2 separate regions of the Homo sapiens genome follow, and region 2 is linked to region 1. A link is a loop called in an ENCODE intact Hi-C map of the cell type or tissue named here. Cell type or tissue: heart right ventricle. All regions are shown on one strand. Links, peaks and the distances in the headings refer to the core of each region. The heading gives the core; the rest is flanking DNA.

Region 1 (4,409 bases), core at 91-4,090:
TGAGAAGATTGCTCCAAAAAAAAAAAAAATCAGGGAAGAATGCATGATGCTTGACATAAGTTCTAAAGGAAAAATTAGAACAATACAAAAATTATGTAGAGAACAGAACTTTGGATCCAGGAGTGAGAGCAAATCTGAAGGTCTGAAGACATATGTGCATGCAGGTAAAATTTAAGTACATATCTTACAACTCTCCTCCTCTCTGCTATGCTTATTAAATATTGGATTTTGCTTTACTGTTGAGCTAGGAATGGGTTTTGACTATTTACTGGTCCTTGTAGCTGGATGGCTTCCTCCAGCCTGTGTTCTCTTTGACATCTGTGATTTTTTTTTTTTTTTATTTGTGGCATATGGTGGAGAAGGAAACAGATTTACACTTTTGTCTTTGGCAGAAAAAGTCATTTTCTTTTTTGATTCTAAACTGAAAATATTATGCCATGGCACCTCCTGTTTAAATATAATTTTAAAATGTCCCTTTTATCATCCTTGACCCTACACTTTCATGCCACTTAGGTTTACTTAACAATGACTATCACTTGAGGTGCACAAGAAGAATTCAGACTTTTCACCTTTTTCTTCAGAGAAATTTCATAGCTCACAGCTTTATACATTCAATCAGTGAAGCATCTATTGACTTTCTTTTATGTGACAAACAGGACATCACAAATGTGAGTAAAACAGCCTTTACCTCGAAGAACTGCATCCATGATCTTGCAATACTCACACTGTCTTCTTCACCTTCAGGAATTAGTTGTATCTAGAAAAAGTTCCTAGGCAGTTTAGCTAATGTATAAAGTCAATGTGGTTTTAGAGTATTTGCAATGTACAGAAAGGCTGTCAAGTTTTATAGAAACTATTAAAGAAGCAAAACTCACTGGTTTGATGCCTTGCCACTGCTACTGTTAAGAAGTCTGGAGTCTGAAAATGAAATTCTGTCATTGCACTTGTTACAATATTAATATCTTTACCCATGTTGACAAGTGGGCAGAACACATTTATGTTATGCAAGCCTTTTCTGTAATTTAATTGATCTTTCAAAATTTACTACATTGGCCTTGGGTTGCCACTCAGAAAAATTACCCTAAAACTTACATTCCACTGCCAAACATAAGACCTTCCAGGTAACCTAATGATATAATAGAGATTGACAGTACTATTGCCCCCATATAAAAGAGTATGAATGAAAGAAAAATCTGCCCGGTTTCCTCATATCATCTTTTACAGGAAATATGGAGTCTCACAGACTTTTCTTTATGGGGAACCTATCTGTCATTGCTTGTCATCCTATGATAGAGCAATTCAGTCTGTAATCAAATAAGCCTGGAAGTCATTTTTATTTATGTTTCAAATGGTAAAATATGGCTGTCTTAGGGCATAGAAGAATGAAAAATCACAATCTTCAGCTGGTGATCTTTAAGAACTCTGTTCTTGCATGTATCCAGTCTTTTATCTTAAGTCTTATTTTCAGAGTCTTGATTACCAGGAGATAATTCTTCTGCCTTCTTCCTACTAAGTCAGCTGTGTCCTTCTTCAAATTAGCCCTATTTGGTGAGTGTCCTTATTTCCCTCTGTAAATGCTTCTAAGAAAAACAATCACACAGTCAAAAAAGAAACTAAGACATACACAGGAAAATAAAATGACATGATTTTTCTGAACCATCATTTGTTTTTTCATCATATTTATCACTGACGTTTAGCTAAAATCTCAAAGAAAAATGAAAACTTCAATGTGATAAATAAAAATACCAATATATTTATTATTAAATTTCCTTTTTGATAGTGTTAGCAGCTTACAACTACTTGGGAAAAAAAAACGTGTTTTGGTCAAAATTCATGCCATCCAAACAAAGAAAGCTAATGAGATGAGGAACAATATTACCTCATGAAAACAGCAGTCTGTTTCATTTCCTATGACCTGTAATGCAAAAGAAGTAAACGTTTGTCAAGTTTTTAAAGAAATAAAATAGAAAGTTATTTCAGATAAGCCCAAAGATTTTTCCAAACAATAGATTCTATACCATTTTCAAACACTGAAATATTTATTTGAATATTTTATCATTTTACTCTTATTGAATGCTAAATCAATAAGATTTTCTCTTCTTATGTCACTAAAAATGCATATCATCAGAAAATAGAACAGGGCAATGGTTCATTTGGCTCTGCATAAGCATCTCCTTCTATAGAAAAATGAAATGTTCTTCCTTAGATTACAGGAACAAGTATAAAAGGGAATTAAAGGGGAAGAAAAGGTAATCAACAAAAAAGCAACAGGCCGATCTTTATCTGAGCTAGTAAACTTCGACACCTTCTAGAATCCAACCACTTTTCACTGTATATAGCATATGTTCAAGTCTGAACAAGAGCCAGAAACTGGAAACTCAGATATGCCCGCAAAAAACGTATGTGTGGAAAGTCTGAGGTCTACAGAGGTGCATAGGGTGTTCTATCAGCCTGATTTTCAGAAAAGCTGGTGAATCCATCACTGGCTTCCTCTTATCATGGCTGCATGCTAAAAATGGAGGTGATTAATATGCTAAGTAGGAAAACCTTGGCTGTCAGTCGCCTGCATTCAGCTGCCAGAACCTTGAAATTAGGTCATGGCCGCCAGGGAAAATTCCTTCTCAGATGGCAGGCTGCGTGAACATGCGAACAGACCCAGACGGTAGGAAACACCTCCCAAAGTACCCAAAGTGATGGGAATGATATGCACTATTAAAATTACATCAACCTGTGATTCCAAGACCTTTCATTATGGAACCGAAACACAGCTGTAAACTTCACACCTCAGTTTTCATTCTGCCCTTGAAAAGGAACAGAAAGAAACAAATCTCTTTTCCAATTTTTCCAGCTATTTCCTCAATAGCTTGAAGATTTAGCATTGTAAGTATTGGATTTCTCTCAATGAGCACAATTCCTAATAGTTTTAAAAAATATTAAATGTTAGGACTCCATCTTCACATAAGTCATGGCCATCCTGAAAGATGTGTGTCTGTGAGTGTGTAGATATATGTGTGTATGTGTATGCATACCCACATTTATATGCATCTTTATGTAAGGGATGGCATTCCTGAAAGATGTGTTTGTAGGGGTGTGTGTGTGTGTGTGTGTGTGTGTGTAGGGGTGTGTGTGTATATGTATATATATGCAAGAAATTGCTGTTGAAGTCACAAATATTCATGAGGAATCATTTATAATAACTATGCTTTACCATCTTCAAAATAATGAATTATATTTTCAAGTAGTCAAGCTGAAATATTGTTAGGATGTTTTGCTAAAATGCCATAGACTTTGGAGATTAAATAAAGCCTTTTATTCCTAAGTTAATAATATTGGAAAAACTTGAGGCTAAAAGGTACTTTTATTTCCAGAAAGGGAATCAGTGTATAATAGGAGAAAGACCATCAGTAAAAAGTTCAAGAACAAGAGTGTAAGTTCTGCCTTTATTATTCATTTGCTTTTTTTTTTTTTTTTTTTTTTTTGAGACGGAGTCTTGCTCTGTGGCCCAGGCTGGAGTGCAGTGGCACGATCTCGGCTCACTGCAAGCTCCACCTCCCAGGTTCACGCCATTCTCCTGCCTCAGCCTCCCCAGTAGCTGGGACTACAGGCACTCGCCACCATGCCTGGCTAATTTTTTGTTTTTTAGTAGAGATGGGGTTTCACCATGTTAGCCAGGATGGTCTCAATCTCCTGACCTCGTGATCCACCCGCCTCAGCCTCCCAAAGTGCTGGGATTACAGGCGTGAGCCACCGTGCCCGGCCTATTCATTTGCTTTTTAACCATAGGCCTCACTCTATTTATCTGTAAAATAATTAGTTAGAAATAGTTAAAAATAGATTATTTCTATATCTACTTATACCTATAAGCCCTCAAGATTATTTTATTTGAATAACAAACACTCAGGAGAAAAAAATTGAAGCTCCTAGTATTTGCATACACTGTTAATTCATAAAGGGTTACATGTCATCACTTATATTGTATACTAAGGTAATAACAACTGCAATGACAGTTGAATATGGGCTTGCAAAATTTAGAAGGCATCAAGATATCAAATTGGGCTTTAGATTTCAACACCCTTTCTTTAGCAGAAATAATTTATTGTACATGTTTCCCACCCACAACAGTAGAGCCACCTATTGCAGGGGGAAAAATTGTCCCTTTGGCTCAGTTAAGGGTCTCTGCATCCATCAGAGGTGAGCTGTTGAATGCATAGGTATTTACAATGATTAGGTCTACAAATTGTAAATCTGAAAATTCTCATGATGAACATGTTGAAGTATAAAATTCCAGTTCAGATTGTTAAGTGACTACAGTTTCATAATTTGACATGTTTTAGTTTGAGAAGTCCAGGGTTTGCAGGACTGTAGCAACAACCTAAATCCAATCATTCCAAATGCCAACTCACTATGCA
Region 2 (4,409 bases), core at 139-4,138, 57 kb after region 1:
TGGAGACAGTTAAATGAGAATACTTTCTTCATGATGAATTATTGAGATGTATATTCACAGTGTTTTCTTTTTCTACATGTCTGTTATTCTTCAATGAAACAACTTCAGAAATAGAACATAATGATTAAACTGATGGCTTCATCAAATAATGCAGAAATAAGGTAAAAATAGTATTGGTAAGTCAGGGCCTATATTTTGAGTTGCCTGGTGAGAGTGGGGGTGGTGATTCTTCTTTGTTTTATTTAGTTTCTTTTGTTTCCAAACAGAGATTCTCTTGCCCAAATCAACATAACACATATGGACAAGAGTTAAATTGGGTTAAAGGTATGGAGGATGGCTCTATGCAGCTATGCTTTGTTTGTTTAGAGCTACGTGATTTGGAGGAATGAAGTGATGAGCTAGATCTCATTAGTAGTACACTAAAACCAAAAGAGCTAAATAGGCTGGACAGTAATTACCAATGAGTGTACACCTGGTCAGCGGTATTATACGTATCGCATATGTCTAGCATATTGAAAAGCTACATATAAGGCTGGCCCCATGTTACAGGAACACCTGTAAAGCATGCATTGCAAGGAGAAATATTTTCACATGAGCACTTAAAATGAGAACTCATATATACTTAATTTTTTGGCATGAATAAATCATGTACTTAAAAAGTTAAATCGTTTTATTTTATTGAAAAAGGTACTTTTAACTATCTGTTTTAAAAACCAGATCTTTTTCCTACAGAAATATTTTAGCTCCTCTTTTACAGAAATAGGCATGTCACTTTTATTTTAAATATGTATCTGTTCCCATAGCATTCCACAAAAAGCCTCCGGCTTACAGATGCTCTTAATAAACCTTAAATGGCTATTTCACTGCTGAAAACCATTAAAATGTTCACTCCTTAAAACAGAAAACAGAAAAAAAAAAGCTGTGAAATCTGTGACCACTAATAAGGATCTCACCAACAGTCATTGCAGAGTTAGCACAAATCTTTGAGTTAAGAAGTTACATGTGCAGAGTGGCCCAATGCTTACACAAAGTCAGAACTTCCTGGTCTTCTTCTCATGCCACCCCACTTAAGAAATGTACATTGGTTTTAAAACCCCGTAGGTCATGGATTCAATTCTCTGGGTTTAAACTATTAATCTAATAGTTACTTTGGTCTTGGGGAAATCATTTAACTTTATATCTTTGGGTTCTTTCACCTTTAAAATAAAAATACATATCTTAAAATTCATTGTGAAATTTAAATAAGAGAATTCATAAAAAGTATTTAATACAGAGTCTGGCACTTAGTAAATGCTAAATAAAATGTTGACTGTTATTATGCTTTTATTATCTTATCTTTCTCTATGGATTGTTATTTTGTGGCAGGTTCAATTCACCAAAATTGGTATTTTATTCTGCACTTGTAGATTAACAAAATCTTTGAATACTTTTCCCGAATTGGATATTTCAACTTATCAATTAAGATATGTCAGTTGTTTGGCTGATAAGCAAATCAATATTTCCCTGAACTGCACATTCTGATAAGATGAGCACTGTGTTACAGAGTTTGCCTTCATTTATTCATTATTAATAGATTATTACCATAAATGACAAGGAATTTAGGAATAAAAATAGCATCAATTATATTCAAAGGATCTTGCAATCTAGAGGGAGAATCAAAATGCTGAACTGAATTAATGGGGGTTGTATGGTGATTCAAACTGATTCAAAAACTGTAAATAGTATCCGATGAGTCTCCCATTTTACGGATGCAGAAAGAGAATCTAAAAGTAAAACACATTATTCACAAAAGCCCTCTTGATCCTTCTGTAAAATCCATGGTCCCTCTGCTTCTGATTGCCAGAACTCTCCTCCTGACTTGGTTTTTTAGCTTTTGCAACTACCTCAAGCCTACATCCTGCTTTGGAGCTATGGTATAGACAGCATTTGCTACTTTTGCTTATTCAGCATCTATTTCTCTTACTTTCTGGCAATGGCTTCCATTATAATGAAAAAGTAGAAATGTAAATTGCCTAAAAATCTAGTCAGAAAAGGAAGCCAACTAAAGTGACTCAGTTTCCAAAGTATAATTGGAACTTCTATATTAATTATTTTTTATGTTAATAGAATATTTTATTGTGGTAAAGTATACATAACATAATATATACTATTTTAATCATTTAAGTGCACAGTTCTATGGCAAGAAGTATGTTTACATTGTTGTGCAACCATTACCACTTTGTAACTTTTTTATCTTCCCCCGTGAAAACTCTGTACCCATTAAACACTAGTTTTCCCTTCCTTCCCCTTCCCTCAAGCATTCTACATTCTGCATTCTGTCTCTATGAATTTGATTACTCTAGGTACCTGATATAACTGAAGTATTATAGTAAATGTCCTTTTGTGACTGGCTTATTTTACTTAGGATGTCTTCAGGGTTCACCCATGTTGTAGCATCTGTCATAATTTACTTACTTTTAAAGACTGAATATTGTATATACATCACATTTTGTTCCACTGCATATACATTACATTTTGTTTTTTCATTCATCTCTCAATGAACATTTGGGTTGCTTCCACATTTCGGTTATTGTGAATAATGCTCCTATGAACCTTGGTCTACAAATATCTGTTTGAATCTCTGCCTGTATTTATTTTGAGTATACACCGAGACGTAGAATTGCTAGATCATGTGGTAATTCTATATACCACTTTTTTATGAATTGCCAATCCATTTTCCACAGTGGCTGTGCCATTTTATATTACTCCCAGCAGTGCGCAAGGGTTCCAATTTCTCCCCATCCTCACCAACACTTTTTTCTTCTTTTTTTACAATAACCATCCTAATGTGTATCTAATAAAATATTTTCAGTGCAGGCAGAGACACAGTGTAATTTTTACATCAGATATGTAGATATAGAATATACATGCATGATGACATAAATATAACAAAAATCAGTAAATCTACTTACTACTTTATATTATATGCTAATGTTTTGACATGTTTATGATTTGGTGTTTGGTTGCTAATGTTATTTTATATATTTGATCTTATTTTTCATTAAAGGTATAAAATAGAGTCATAGTCCCTTTCTTATTTCATGGAATGCTAGAACAAGACAGACCTTCAAATGTATCTCTTGCTAATCCAATATGTTCACCTTACAAATCTGTGGTTTTTAAATACCTGGGACAAGAAAAGGTGGCAGCAAAAAGAGGCTTCTTAGTCTTCTCCTTGGGGCTTTTGCTCTTTACCATGACTGACTCTGAACATTTACAACACATAATTAAGTACAGATGGAGGTATGTAGGTTCGAGAATAAAGAAAACAAATCTAATTTTGTTCACGTGTTATTTTGCAAATATTTCTATCAACAGAAAGAAAAACTTAATGTGTAATGAGATCTTTACCTTCATGGAACACACAGGCATAAACCTGAAATTTGGAATGCTTGCAGCTGTGCAGAAGTTCATGGAGGTAATGCACATCCAATTGGCTTGAAAGGTTTTTATTAAAATACTGACTGGACTCATCTATGAGGCTGTGGCTATAACACAAGTAAGAGTAAGATTCCTGAGATCAATCCCATTATAACATAGATTTTAGTTCATAAATTCGCAACTCTTTTTTAGACCACCCCCCAAAGGTTGTCTTTCATTTTCTCACTAAATTCACTGCAGTGACACTAAACCACCCCATTCATCTATCACCTGTCTCACCACTGATATGATAAACCTCCACTTCCCTTCTGAGACTTTGACACATGGTAGACCTCCCTTTTCCACAATTATAATGTTCTTTTGGACTCTTATGATTAGAATTTCTGATTATGCCCAATCTATGCAGCAAAACCCACATAACAACATACTAACTATTTTTAACCTCATTATAAATGGGACCTGCTTTAAGAAATGACTTTAAATGGGCATCATCTTGGAAAGGCAATGCCACATTCTTTTGATGTTGACAACACACTGTTCCCTTTTCCAGATCATGCCCATTTATATTAAAAAGTTGTTTTAACCCCAGAAAGGTAGACTTGTCTTTGAAATGCTGTTTGCCTTGAAATCTAAAAGGCTTCATAAAGCTTCCCTAGGGTTATTCTATACGTGTCTTGATTCTAAAACACCAAATATGGTGATTATAGCAATCCACATTCAAAATTTAGAGATTAAGTAAAAATGTGGTTTTCTACAGGGAAATAATGTCAACTTGAAATATAAGTTATTTGTCTCTTATATTTTATGAGAAAAACAAAGGTTACCTCAGTCTTGAGGACCTAAGTGCACATGCTGGTAACAAGGCCAATAAAAGAATAGAGGAGAATGGGATGTTTGGTCTCAAAATGATAGTTTTCCCCAAGTACTATAAGTTTTTATTTATTTTTATTGTTTTTATATAACTTGTTTGTATGACTGCTGTCTGCTCT

Evidence for each region. Hi-C counts contacts between places; a loop is a spot of excess contacts. Peaks named below come from ENCODE experiments on the same cell type or tissue, not always from the same donor. Only the 100,000 strongest peaks of a DNase experiment are listed, where the experiment ranks them.
Region 2: it touches region 1 in a loop (4-fold over the local background); 1 of 110 quality-filtered maps calls a loop at or near these places.

The regions. Positions count from the first base shown.
Region 1 is chr7:124,350,322-124,354,730 of GRCh38, reverse strand. It overlaps LOC107986841 (a long non-coding RNA gene), which reads right to left. Exons shown (of 4, transcript XR_002956584.2): 3 at 1,880-1,915; 4 at 1,316-1,580. LOC101928211 (a long non-coding RNA gene) reads left to right here and starts at 2,635. Exons shown (of 4, transcript NR_110180.1): 1 at 2,635-2,880. In heart right ventricle, for the core only: no CTCF peak of the experiment used is centred there; a DNase peak (open chromatin) is centred at 2,576.
Region 2 is chr7:124,293,018-124,297,426 of GRCh38, reverse strand. All of the region lies in intron 1 of LOC107986841 (a long non-coding RNA gene), which reads right to left. Among named protein-coding and RNA genes, the nearest start is that of SSU72L6, 180 kb to the left of the region's middle. In heart right ventricle, for the core only: no CTCF peak of the experiment used is centred there; no DNase peak of the experiment used is centred there.